2 separate regions of the Homo sapiens genome follow, and region 1 is linked to region 2. A link is a loop called in an ENCODE intact Hi-C map of the cell type or tissue named here. Cell type or tissue: GM12878. All regions are shown on one strand. Links, peaks and the distances in the headings refer to the core of each region. The heading gives the core; the rest is flanking DNA.

Region 1 (7,030 bases), core at 1,200-6,199, 180 kb after region 2:
GCCTCCCAAATTGCTGGGATTACAGGCGTCAGCCACTGTGCCCGGCCTATGTTATGTATTAATCTTAGAGATATATTTTAATCTATAAATAAGTTTAGGATTGAATGATTAGGAAATCATGCCAATAATAGGATAAAAATAGTATAAAAGTCATTTATAAAGTTATTTTATTCTTATTTTTAATGTAAGGAAGACAAATGATTTTGTTTGTAACATTTTCCATTCATATTTAATAACACTTTTCTGACTTAAAAGTTTTTGACAATGGGATTTTAAAAAATTTAATGTCAGTATTTAAACATTAGGTTAATATAAGTATTTCTTATTCCTTAGTTAATACATTAAAGTTAACACAAAGAATAGATCATTCCGGGTTGCTGTAGGGACATTGAACATATCTCTGAGTTGTAGTTTATAGATACCATAAGATAGTTACAGGACTATAAGATTTATGTTAACAATGAAAGGGTTTTGCATAAATGTTGAAAGTCGAGGAGTGTCACCTTATATTTTTTAACACAGTATATTTGTGCTCTACCATATGTTTCTTAATTGCTAATTTCCCAGGGATTCTCACTGATAACTTAGTACTTTAGTGATAAATTATGTCATTGTCAGTGTGCACAATTGACACCACTGGTATTAGTTAATAAGTGATATTTTTGAATTATGTGCCAGCCTACACTTTACATGCCTTGTATTATTAAATTTCACAGTATCTAAGTAAGTACAGTTATTCCCATTTTCAAATTGTTAATCTGAGGCTTGTAAAGGTTTCATAACTAGCCCAAGATAGCATAAATAATAAGTGGCAGAGCCTGGACTGGAACCCAGATCTTTCTAACTTTAGAGCTATAGCTTGACCGTTCTGCTTACTACTTCTTACGTAAGCATGGCTGAAAGGATTACTGCATAGCCTGCATTCCTTTTGCCCTGTTTCTTCAGCCAGGAACAGTTTTTCCACGTCTTTTCACTTAGTGCCATAACGTCTCAGCTGATGTATTACTGCCTCCAGGAAAGCCTTCTCTGGCCCACTGTCTGTCTGCATCAGCCTCCTCTTTTCTAGGTTCTCATATCCCTATGAACTTTTTAACAACACTTGCCACCAGTTTTAGTTTTACGTTTGTTATTGTGAGATTATTTTATTGGTAACACATTCACTTTTTACATTGGAAGCCATGTGAAGGCAATGATTGTGCTTATTTCTGTTTTTCATAGTATCAAAGTATTAAGTGCCACAAATACTGGCCGCTTAATATTTGCATGAATGAAAAAGGAAAAAGGCTGTTTTTTGTCACTATAGCCCCTGCTGATAATCTTTCATGCTTTTGTGTACCATGGACTGATCATTCATTAGTAGTTTTAATGGAGAGTTATCTATGTCTTAGATTCTTATTAATAAACTGCATGAACTTGTAAATATTATAAACATTTCTATAATACACATTGATTCAATTTCTGGGAGAATTTTGGGGTCTGTGGTTTTTCAGAAAATACATGAGAATTATTATGTCTTTGAGGTGCATAGTTTGAGAAAATGAAATATTTTATATTTTAACTTTTTAAAATTTTATATTTTAACTTTTTTTATATTTTAACTATTTTCTTTTTCTAGTGTTGAAGGGCTCCATGCCATTGTTGTGTCAGATAGAGATGGAGTACCTGTTATTAAAGGTAAAACTGAACATTTAAATGCAAATGTCTTCTTTGCTTTTGACTAAAAATGTGTGTAATTTACATCTGAGTAGTACAGCAGGCAAACATAAAATTCATTTTAGTAAATTTGGGAGATGGTCTTAGTATTGGGGAAAGTGTTTGCTTTTGTATGTTGAAGGTTGAATTTGAATCTACAATGTATTATATATCACATGTATCATATTAACATCTAGAGTTTAAGCATGGATTTATCACAGACCCATTTCCCATTAAAGACATTTACAGTGTAACGTAAACCATTAGTAAATCTAAGTGATGAGAGTGAGCATGTATTCAGCTAGATATACACACAGACACCCCTACTATATATATATGTGTGTGTGTATATATATACATACCACACACACATTTTATCAAATTGCTAGTTGTTTTAGGATAATACCCATGTATTTGGATCATAAGTAAACATGATGTCACAGAGAGTCAGTATGGATTCAGACAATTTTTACTATTTCTATATTATGGTATTATGAGAATGGATGTTCCTAGTTTTATTGGGACACTATAGTGGCTTTATCAAAGATTAAAGATTGGATAATGTTCTGTATATTTTGTTTACAATTTTCCACCTGGAGTTGTCATATATATCAGATAATTTTAGACTTTAGAAATGAAAGGAGGTTTAGAAGTCAACTAATGTAGTTCTTTCATTTTATAAGTGAAGGTGATAAAGTGCAAAGACACTTGGACTTCTTAGCAGTTTTAATGGAGAGTTAGCTATGTCTTAGATTCTTATTAATAAACTGCATGAATTTGTAAAGATTATAAACATTTCTGTAATACACATTGATTCCATTTCTGGGAGAATTTTGGCAAACACATTATAAGAACAAAGGAGGTCCTGTGGTTTATAATCTTCGGACATTGCCGTCCAAAGTCGGACATGAGTCAGTAACAAAACAGTAATAGAACCCATAATCTCCTGATGTGTGGTCCAGTGTGCTTTCTAACCCACTATAAAATGGCTGTTGAATGGCTGTGGACAGATTGCTTGCCTTCTCTTAATTCCGTAATGAGGGATTTGAACAAAATAATCTCAGATTTTCCAGCTCTAATATTCTTCATGAGGATCTCTGTGTTAAAGCCTTGAGCCCTGCACTCATTAATATAACAAACTCCATGCAAACCTTTTAATGAGTGAGAGAAACATGAAACAGGTAACCAGCTGCAGATTGTTAATATCTATGAGAGATACTGCTGCTGTGGGTTTTATAAGAGCAGAAGTTTTGTAACTTTTTTCATTAGTTTATTCTAGCCTAGTCCTCAGATAACCAGTTAAATGTACTTGATTAATCTGTTTTAAGTTAGATATCAAGAAAATGTAAACATTTAGTTTTCTTTTTAAAATTTAAAAAAATTGTGAGAGTCAGCATTTTTTCTCTTACTTGTGATCAGTGAACTTTTGATTGAGCAGTTTTTCCTGATTAGTGATGAGACCCCATTAGTGATATGATTTTCAATATTGTGAAACATAACCTTTGTGTTCAATTTTAAAAAGAGGTTTATGAAAAAAAAGGGCTGTAAATCTCTCTACCATATCCTCTGCATAATTTTTATTTAAATCACTTATTTTTCTAGTGGCAAATGACAATGCTCCAGAGCATGCTTTGCGACCTGGTTTCTTATCCACTTTTGCCCTTGCAACAGACCAAGGAAGCAAACTTGGACTTTCCAAAAATAAAAGTATCATCTGTTACTATAACACCTACCAGGTAAGTTCATAATTATAAAATGATTTGCTGATTTCAGTTGTCATTTTTGTGCCTTTTATATATATAAAATAGTTTGTGTTATAGTTCTCAATTTTAGTTTTGAAGAGGATGAAATTGTAAAATTTTAGCCTTCAAATTGGTTGTATTAAAATGTAGTAATTTTCTTCACATTTCATACCAGGAAATAATTACTATGGAAAAGTAATTAAGTGATTTAATAAAGTACATGTTATCCTAAAAAGAGTATGTCAGGTCACTGTTACCTCCAGTAGATGGTGCCGTTAGCTAAACAACTGTGATTTCTCAGCTGACACACTTTTTTTGTTGTAGTAACAGATAAAAAAAACTTTCCTTGAAAGTTTATTAAATTTGCTCTTGCTGCTAATTCCTTCATTTTTTGGAAATATATATATGTAATAAATGAGATTATTATTTGTGGGAAAGAAGTTAGTTTTTAGTTTTTGCATGTCTCTTGATCTCAAGCTACATTTTCTTAAGACTAAATTAATTCCTTGTGCTTTAGAGCGATGTTTCCTAATCAATTGATGTAAGTTACTCTTTTTTTTTTTTTCTTCCAAGACAGAGTCTGGCTCTGTTGCCCCATGCTGGAGTGCAGTGGCATGATCTCAGCTCACTGCAGCCTCCGCCTCTCAGGTTCAAGTGATTCTCACGCCTCAGCCTCCCAAGTAGCTGGGATTACAGGCATGTGCCACCAGGCCTGGCTAATTTTTGTATTTTTGGTAGAGACGGACTTTCACCATGTTGGCCAGGCTGGTCTTGAACTCTTGGCCTCAAGTGATCCATCCACCTCAGCCTCCCAGAGTGCTGGGATTACAGATGTGAGCCACCGTGCCAGGCCCATCTTTTATTTTAAAAGTTATATATTTTAATGTGTATTAAGTAAAAGATAACCAAACCATCTGACCTTTAATTTCATCAATAAGGATTAGGTTTAAACTAAGTTTTCTTTTTTTTTGAAGGTAGTTGATTTAAAGTTACTTTAAATTTAATTTAAATTACAGTAATACACAAGAACCAGAAAATATCATGAAGATAAAACTACTTGAATAACTGAGAAATACTGCATTTATCCATTTAATTATCAACTATTTATTAAGTCCTTACAATGTAATTGATATTCTGTTGGGCTTTAGAGATAAAAAGATGAAGATATGGTTTCACCTTAAAAACTTTCCAGGCCAAATGGTATTAATGTCTCTAAGAGATCATCACTAATTCTGTTTTATGGAAATATTCACTGAAATATAAAGTTCCTTTCTGTTTCATAATATAATACCATAATGTTGGGCTAAAACATTGATGATTTTAAAGTTTTTGAAAGATTAAGACATTTCAGTTTAGTTATACTACCTTTTCATAATGCAACATATTATTTGGCTCTTATTTTCTTTTTAGGTGGTTCAATTTAATCGTTTACCTTTGGTGGTGAGTTTCATAGCCAGCAGCAGTGCCAATACAGGTGTGTTTAATGACCTTAAATATCACTTTAATCCTTAATTTTAAAAAATTAATTTAATTACCATACCTTAATTTAAGAGGAATAGTAGATTTAGAGCCAAAAATCTTGAACTTGTGGCCCAGTTTCACTGTCTTTTTTCCATGTCTTGGGAAAAGTGATTTCTCTGAATCCTGGTTTCCATATCTGTATAATGGAGATAATATATGCTTTCTCCATCTTACAATGTTATTTTCTAGTTCAAATGAGACAGTGTATGGGTAAGTGATTTTTTTTTTTTTTTTTTGGAGACAGGAAAATTAAATGTTATCTGAGTGCTACATCTTGCTCCCATTACAGCAGTTTAAGAAAACAAGGTGAAGATAACCCAACAAAACGCATTAAAATGATCGATGAGTTACAGACCAATCTATTAAATTAGAATTTTTTAAATTTTACCTAATGGGGAAAATGAATGTGATTGAGAATTTAAAGAGCATGAATAGGATGAACATAGTCTCACTCTTCTTGAGAACTGAAGAATTTGAGAACAAATGCTAGGAAGCTGTACCCTTTATAGAGAATAGTAAAATTCCATTGTATCCAATACCTTCACTGGATATTTATGTGTAAAATAATGACTATTCACTTGGTTGTAATTTTTTTACTTCATTTTATATAAAGTAGGATTTTTATTAAAAGGTCTGTCTCCTTTAGATTTGATTGCTGTTGAGAATTGTAATATATTTTTTTCTATTTGTTTTTTCTTCCAAACTGAGCAAGTTCTTCTAGCTATGTCACTGAAGCCTGTTCTTAGATACCTCATCTTTAGAATGAGAGGTTTAGATTTGATGATCTATTAGATCTCTTCCATTTCAAAACATTTTAGGAATCTGTAAAATACTGTATGTAAAAACACTTTCTGAATTATATAGGATAGTAATGGTGTTAAGATTTTAAGTATATTTAGGAAATATACTAAATCTGAGTTTTGATAAATCACCTATCATCACATACTAAGTCACCAGTTGTTATATACTATGATAATGTACAGAACAATATTTTAGTACTTGGACCCTTTCCTTGAGAGTTCAGATGCTTTTTATATTCTATAAGACAGAGAAAGATCTTTATTTGTTTGAACATAAAACAGGCTCTGTTTGAGGCAGATAGCCTTTCACTCTAGTAAACTAAGGAGAAGCAAGATATGCTTATTTCTAGATGTTTATCTCCCAGGTTCATCATTGAACTCCAGTGTGTTTTGTACTCTACCATTTATTTTTAAAATATTTTTTCATTTGAAATATTTATTTATGTCTTAGCTTTGTCAAATTTATAAAAATAAATTTCTGATTTTCTTTGTTCAATATAGAAGCACCTATCTTTTGATATAATCTGTTAAAATTTGCTTAGAGACAAAAGTATGCTTTATTTAGTAAAAATCATATGTATTATTTCTGAGTCAAGGCAAATTTTGAAGCAGTAAGGTATAAATTAAGATTTTCCTTTCAAAACTCTTAACAAATTATAGTGCATATAATTTATTCTGTATTTCCTAATATATAAGTATTTTTCACTCATTCACTTTAGTAATAGATGCTGAAAATAAACTTATTAATGACTACAAAGTTTTTGGTTGCTTTATTTAGGGTTATAGTACAGGTTGAACATCCCTAATCCAAAAATTTGAAATCCAAAACATTCTAAAGTCTGAAACTTTCTGAGCACTAATATGGCATTCAAAGAAAATGCTCACTGGAGCATTTCATATTTGAGATTTTTGGGTTAGGGATGCTCAAATAGTAAGTATTGTACAAATATTCCAGAATTCAAAACACTTCTGATACCCAGCATTTTGGATAAGGGATATTCAACCTGTATTTTGTTTCAGTCATGGGAAATAAACTATGTTCTGATTTACTTTTGGTAACTATGTATTTTGGACATAAGGAAATCTGAGTTTCAGGCTTTGAGGAACATTTTTCTAACATGTAATTTTCTTAATCTCTTTATTTTAGGACTAATTGTCAGCCTAGAAAAGGAACTTGCTCCATTGTTTGAAGAACTGAGACAAGTTGTGGAAGTTTCTTAATCTGACAGTGGTTTCAGTGTGTACCTTATCTTCATTATAACAACACAATATCAA
Region 2 (7,030 bases), core at 798-5,797:
TCCCTAGGTTTTCTTTCCAAACAAATAAGAGAAAGTTATATTGAATGAGGTATAAGAAAAATTAAAGAAAATGCAACTTCTGGAAGATTCCTTGAGCTGTAAGGAAATGATTTAGAAGGAAGAAAAAACTGAAGTACATACACTGGGCATCCAACCTAACACTTTATTCACTCACTCATTGGGTCCACCAGCCCTCCAGTCCACAGCTGAGTAAACTTAAACAAGGCATCTTGTCACTGTAAGACTCGGGGCTTTTTTTTTTTTAATTTGTAAAATAAGAATAATAATGGCCTCTACTCATAGGATAGTTTGAAATATGAAATAATGCATGTAAAGTGTTTAGAACATGGCATGGCATATAAATTAGGACTCCAAAGGATTAGCCATTAGCATTGTTGTTATTATTTTTCAGACTTATTATTTTCCACTATAATAGAATCTAGGTCCTAATGGTTTAGGGTAGACAGCATGAACAAAACTTACCCTTGTGAAACCTGCCTGCTGTCAGCCTCCTAGTCACAGAGGCTACGTCAAACTCCAAACAAGGACACTATTGCCCGCTATCTCCCCGAGCCCCATGTGGACCCTGCTTATCCAGAGATGCTGACCTGAGATGGTCAAAACCAGGCGACACATGAGCACATTCTGTCATAAGCACCCTGCCTGATCTTGCTTGTGCCTTTTATCTCGCCAATAAGAATGCTGGAACTTAGTAGAAGTCTAGAAGATCAGAAGAGAGGACATCCAAGAAAGGAAATCCAAATCTGGGTTCCAGCGGAAAGTATCTGTAAGTATTCCAAATACAGAGAGACAACCAAGGAAGTCTCACTGAAGCTATGATAAACTGTTACTGCCCAAGCATCCACTGAAAACCCACTGAGGAAAGAAATAAGGAGATAATTGAGGAGAGTCCTTTAGAAAAATGTTTTGTGAAATCTCACAATTATAAACTGTATGCTACTGCATTGTGGAACATGCCAGTAAAGCAAAATGCTGCTAAATATGTGTGTATTATGGTGTGCCTGTGTTAACTGAGGACTGATAAAATCTGAAACCGTGATCCATGATAAAAATAAAAAACGTGGTTTTGCAAATGGATTTTTATCTAGAAAATAAATTTGCCACAGGATGGCAGTAAAAGGTAAGTGATAAGGATAGGACATGTATTTTTATTAACCCTTAAAAGTGCTTTAAGGTATACAGAAACTTCAAGTATTTGAACATAACCTGTATGCCATTCTTCAAACCAGATACAGACAAAAAACAAACATCCTGGAGTTTTAAATACTGGGGTTATTAGACTAAAATTGGTTTCCTCAGGAAAATAATGATGCCCAACTGATGATTATGACATCTTAAGAAGTCATCCTATAACTCTATCTTCAAGTTTGAACCAATATTATTACAAATAAATTCTAGAGTAACTAGGTTATATTTTAAAGAGAATTAAAAAGCATAAGACAAGCTTTTCATCTCAGTTTCCCTGCATTCTCAAGTCCTGATGCTCTTCCTCTGCTTTTATCTCTTCCAGTTGAAGTCATTAATCATCTCAAAAACATTTCAAACTTTCTGTGCTCACTTTGAGAATGATACTTGGGCCTCAAATTCTTGGTGGAGGTCATCTGCTTGGTGAATTAATCACAATCATAAGTGTAAATAAAACTCACTAATGTACATAAAATTGTAACTCTTCTAAAGTTATCACTTCAGAGTTGATGGGCTTCATAGCCAGTGACAGAGCTTTAATACAAGCGAAAACTTGTCAAAGCAGCCTCAAGGATAGCATTGATCAAGGGAGCCATGTATTATAGGACAAGGGTTGGAGGCAACATATTTGTTCATTCATTCATTCTACATAAACTTGTTAGTGTATACAAGGTTAAAGGGTTCCAGGCAGTATAATATACACTGGAAATAGTTGGGCAAAGGAGTATTTGCCCTCTAGGAGTTTAGAGACTAGTTGGGATGACAGGAAGGTAAATAGTCAAATACTGTACATTGAGACAACTGCTAAGGAAAGAGATGAGTTTGCAGTAAGCACGAAAATGTGAACTCTACGAGGGTAGGAATTTGGGTCTATTTTGTACCTTGCACCCCCATTGCAGGATTGGCTACATGATTTGTGAGGCTCGGTATGAAATGAAAATGTGAGACCCCTTGATAAAAAAATATTAAGATGTTCAAGGCAGCAATAGCAGAGCGTTAAACCAAGTGTGGGGGTCCTCTGAGCACAGAGCCCCATGAAGGCAGCCCTACCCCCATGCCTAGAACAGTGCCTGGCATATAGTAGGCTTTCAATAAATAGTTGTGAAAAAGGAAAAAAAAGAAAGGGAGGTAGGTGTGGAGAACAGGCAGAGAGAAGGCAACGAAAAGTCAGAAATAGTGCGTAAGCTGGACTTGAGAAGTTAACAAAGATTCCCTGAGACTTTCTGGTTGAGACGGAAAGTAGAGCAGGAATTCCCTGGCAAGCAGCAGAGCAGGAAGAAAGTGCTTTACTCAGAAGTAAGCACATGTGCAAAGTCTCAGACAAAAAGGGAGAACTGGCTCATGAAAGAACTACTGAGCAGAGTGGGTCATGAAGTCAGTTTGGTAAGTGTAAACCCACATTTATAAGAAAGAAAAGGGAAAATACTAGAATTCCTCCTCCATTGCTCCATAAAGCTTTTATCTGATATATGTATATGTGTGTAAATGCATACTGAGTCACACTGTAAAATGCTAAGAATTATTTACTTGGTCGAGGTCAAAAAAAAGCATGAAAGGTCCTGGGCTGGAGCAGGGGAGGAGTGTGGTGGGAGCAGAAGTAGGAAGAAAAGGGCAGGGGAGGGGCGGCGGGGGGGCCATGATAATCAAAGATGAGCCTAGGAAAGTAGGAGGGATTAGTTCAAGAGGGGCCTTGTAAACCTTATTAAAAGTTTAGAAGCCATTCTGACAGCGGGAAGAAGTCACTAAATGTTTTTAAACAGGAGAATGACAATCAGATTGCACTCTTAAAAAAGATTAGGGCAGGGTGTGGTGGCTCACGCCTGTAATCCCAGCACTTTGGGAGGCCAAGGCAGGTGGATTGCCTGAGCTCAGGAGTTCAAGACCAGCCTGGGCAACATCGTGAAACCCCATCTCTACTAAAATACAAACAATCAGCTGGGCGTGGCGGCATGCGCCTATAGTCCCAGCTACTCGGGAGGCTGTGGTAGGAGAATTGCTTGAACCTGGGAGGCGGAGGTTCAAAAAAACAAAACCAAACAACCCAAAAAGATTAGCTGCCACTTGGAATGAATTCCCCACCCAGAGCCAATCTTATTACTCCTAAGTTAAAATCTTTAATTGCCTTCAACTGTTTTTAGAATAAAGACCCAAATACTTACCAGGCTTACAGGGCCCTTCAAGATCTGAGACTGAGGGCAGAACTCACTTGAGCTGTTCCCAGCCAGTCCCACCCATACCCCAAATGCTAGTACTCTGGGGCACCACTCAGCCTCTCCGTCTTATACTAGAAACATTCTCGTCCCACTGCTTTTCTGCTTGCCCTTTGCTTGGTGACTTCTCTCTCAAGTGGCAAGCCTCAGGTTAAAGACCCTTGTGCTCCTCTGGGAGCCTTTCTCTGAGCTCCCAGACTTTCCTTTCCCTTGTAATGAGATTCTCAAGCCCTATCACACTTGTCATTTGCATGATTACTCATTTCATGTCTCTGTTCTCATTTGGCTATAACCTCTGCAAAGGCAGAGACGGTGTCTGTGGGGCTTATTACAGCATCTAACTTGGTGAGCAGCCCATAGCAGCATTCAAGAAATACATACAGTGAGTGGATTTAAACAAAAGGAAAGCATACCACCTGGCAGCACAGGTTCCGGTTAAAAACCATTTTAACAATACAAAGGAGATGAGCGGGAATAGGGATTGAGATGAATGGGCTCCTGCAAGAGCTATCTGACATATAAAATGGACAGGATGCTAATTATATTTTCTGTGCTGAGCTAATTGCATTTTACCTGGAGGCTAGGTGTCTTCTGGGGCATAGGTTTCTTCCTACAGGACAGCACTACCACAGAATTCCATTTAGCTAATACAATGGAAGAATTGGAAGAACTTATGAATCTTAAGTTTACTGAAGACCACAGTATCTCTCGTATTATTCTGATAAGTCTCCCAGACATAGCAAGAGAGAAATCAAATGCTAATTTTCCTATTCTAGAAAATAATGGCAGCTTAGACTTCGGATTGAAATTGGTGCTTCTTACTTGACAGAATATTTTAAATATTTTATTTCTCAAAATGAGAATGGATGGTAGCTCCCAATTTAATGTCTGTCCTCAAGAGATTTGCATGTGCTTAATTTAACTGGCCCATAATTAGAGAAACCATCATATCAGCAGCTCATATTGATGAAAATATCAAAAGACCCAACCCCAAGGAATCCTGTCTTTTTTTTTTTTTTTGAGGCGGAGTCTTGCTCTGTGGCCCAGGCTGGAGTGCAGTGGCGCGATCTCGGCTCACTGCAAGCTCCGCCTCCTGGGTTCACGCCATTCTCCTGCCTCAGCTTCCCGAGTAGCTGGGACTACAGGTGCCCACCACCACGCCTGGCTAATTTTTTTTGTATTTTTAGTAAGTTGGGGTTTCACCATGTTAGCCAGGATGGTCTCGATCTGACCTCGTGATCCGCCCGCCTCGGCCTCCCAAAGTGCTGGGATTACAGGCGTGAGCCACCGCGCCCGGCCTTTTTTTTTTTTTTTTTTAACACAAAGTCTCACTCTTGTTTCCAGGAGTGCAGTGGCGCCATCACGGCTCACTGCTGTCTCAACATCCCCAGGCACACACCAGCAAGCCTAATTTTTGTATTGTTTGCACAGACAGGGTTTTGCCATGTTGCCCAAAATGGTCTCTAACTCCTGAATTCAAGTGATCTGCTCGCCTCATCCTCCCAAAGTGTTGAGATTACAGGTGCGAGCCACCGCGCTCAGCCTCCTGTCTATCTTTGAGCACATACGAGCATGTCACAGGAATGGTTCATTTACATATGTAGCCTACTTCTGTTTTTTCTTATCAGCCTGTTATGACTGAAGCAGTACTGTTTTGTGCCAACGTAAGTATTAACACAAATACAAAAGGAGGCCAAGAAATCGAGAGGTGGTTCTCAGAAGATGATGCCGGGATCCTAAATACATTAATAATAATTTTTTAAGATTAACATCAAAATGAAAACATAATGTTTTTAAATTTTATAAATAAGTTGCGATTCCTCAGAAGTCTTGAGACTCCACTCAAGAAACATGTCTTCAAAATATTGCATGGTGACTACCTTCCCTAACATTCAAATGACTCCTCTATTTCAACCTCCTCTGTTTTCACTTCTTTAGCAGTAAAAGTAACCAGGTCTTATCCAGTTGTGATATCCAGAGCTTTTTGGAGAAATGTCTATCCTGAAAATATTTCCAAAACCTTCTAAACTTCCATGTGGTCTCTCACTCTCTGAACTCAAAGCATTTATTGACCGTAACATTCATTTGGCAATTATCACGGAAACCTTTTATACATATTGCATCTCCAACTGTTATTATTTAATGCTTGTATTTCCATTCAGCCCCTCATAAATTTATGCTTGGTCTCCACCAGATTTTGTTCCAATACTACTCCCAAAGACCAGCCACCAGTATCTTGTTCTATTTTTCATTTTTGTCCTTACACTATCTAGAGACAAAATATCCATGCTGATAGGAAAGTTGATCTTTGATCATTTGCTGTTCTTTTACCTCACCCGCATAGTCCTCCTCAGGTCTTCAGCATGGATTGTTTTATAATTCCTCTTGATACCTGCTAATAATACTTAGCCATTTACCATGTGTCAATTTGGATTTCTGAGAAGCAGATGCCAAAACAAGACTAGAGGTGCAAGAGATTTATTGATGGAAATGCCAGTGAAGGAAAAGTTGCAGGAGAAGTCAGGGAGAGCCTTTGGACCCTTAACAGTGCCTCTCCTCTGGAGAATAAGGTCTGGAGACAGATTATTCAACCTTTTTCCACACTGATTATACTTACAGAATAAATTCCATGCCTCAACTTGATTTTGCTGCATTCTTCAGGCCCAACCACAATGTCTTCCCAGCTGAGGTAGTACTCAACACTCAGGAAAACTCAAACTTTCCATTCAAGCTAGCCTCAAGTACAAGTGGAATTTCTTTGGCATATTTATACATATATATGTGCGCATGCATGTGTGTGTATGTGCGTGTGTGTGTATGTGTGTTTGTGCTAGAAATATAGATATAGGTGCTTGGGTTTTTTTTTTCTTTTTAGAGATATGGTCTTTTCTGTTACTTAGGCTGGAGTGCAGTGGCACTATCACAGCTCACTGCAGCCTTGAACCCCTGGGCTCAAGCAATCCTCCTGCCTTGGCCTCCCAAGTAGCTGGGACTACAGGCATGCACTGCCATACCTGGCTAATTTATTTACATTTTTTAAAGATGGGGGTCTCACTATGTTGCCCAGGTTAGTCACAAACTCCTGGCCTCAAGTAATCCTCCTGCCTCAGCCTCCCAAAGAGCTGGGATTACAGGTGTGAGCCACTCTTCCCTGCCAATAGTAAGTTTTTTAGTGAATGCTTGAAGGAAAATATATTGGAAATGCATATTTTGTTTATTTCCTTTGGTGTGTTTACTTTCTGATAATATCCCGGAGAAGAACACGGGTAGAAACAACAGAAGAGAAGAGACATGGGAAAGTCTTAATGTTCTGAGAACGCTCCCAGAGATGAAAGTAAACCCAGGCAGAACACGAAGCAGATGCCTTATCATCAGCTTCTGAATTGCACAGTTATTGAGGCTACTCTGTTTTTTTACTTACGAGGGTTGGGAGTGTAAGTAAATGAGTGAGGAAGGCCTAAAGGACTCTATCTGAAGTCAGGGTGGGAGGGCTGGAAGCTGTGACAAATTAGAGAGAATGTGGCCCACTTAAATAGGACAGCAGCTATTCAGCTCCAGTCCTGTGAGGATTTCATTCTGCCACATCCCCTATTGTTTAAAGGTAATAGAGTAAT

Evidence for each region. Hi-C counts contacts between places; a loop is a spot of excess contacts. Peaks named below come from ENCODE experiments on the same cell type or tissue, not always from the same donor. Only the 100,000 strongest peaks of a DNase experiment are listed, where the experiment ranks them.
Region 1: it touches region 2 in a loop (3-fold over the local background); 3 of 110 quality-filtered maps call a loop at or near these places.

The regions. Positions count from the first base shown.
Region 1 is chr4:99,881,940-99,888,969 of GRCh38, reverse strand. It overlaps LAMTOR3 (late endosomal/lysosomal adaptor, MAPK and MTOR activator 3), which reads left to right. Exons shown (of 7, transcript NM_021970.4): 4 at 1,616-1,674; 5 at 3,295-3,428; 6 at 4,845-4,908; 7 at 6,903-7,030. The coding sequence ends at 6,976. Among named protein-coding and RNA genes, the nearest start is that of LAMTOR3, 9.0 kb to the left of the region's middle. In GM12878, for the core only: a CTCF peak has its summit at 3,713 (motif pointing right); a DNase peak (open chromatin) is centred at 3,709.
Region 2 is chr4:100,057,635-100,064,664 of GRCh38, reverse strand. No RefSeq gene overlaps it. Among named protein-coding and RNA genes, the nearest start is that of H2AZ1-DT, 110 kb to the right of the region's middle. In GM12878, for the core only: no CTCF peak of the experiment used is centred there; a DNase peak (open chromatin) is centred at 3,724.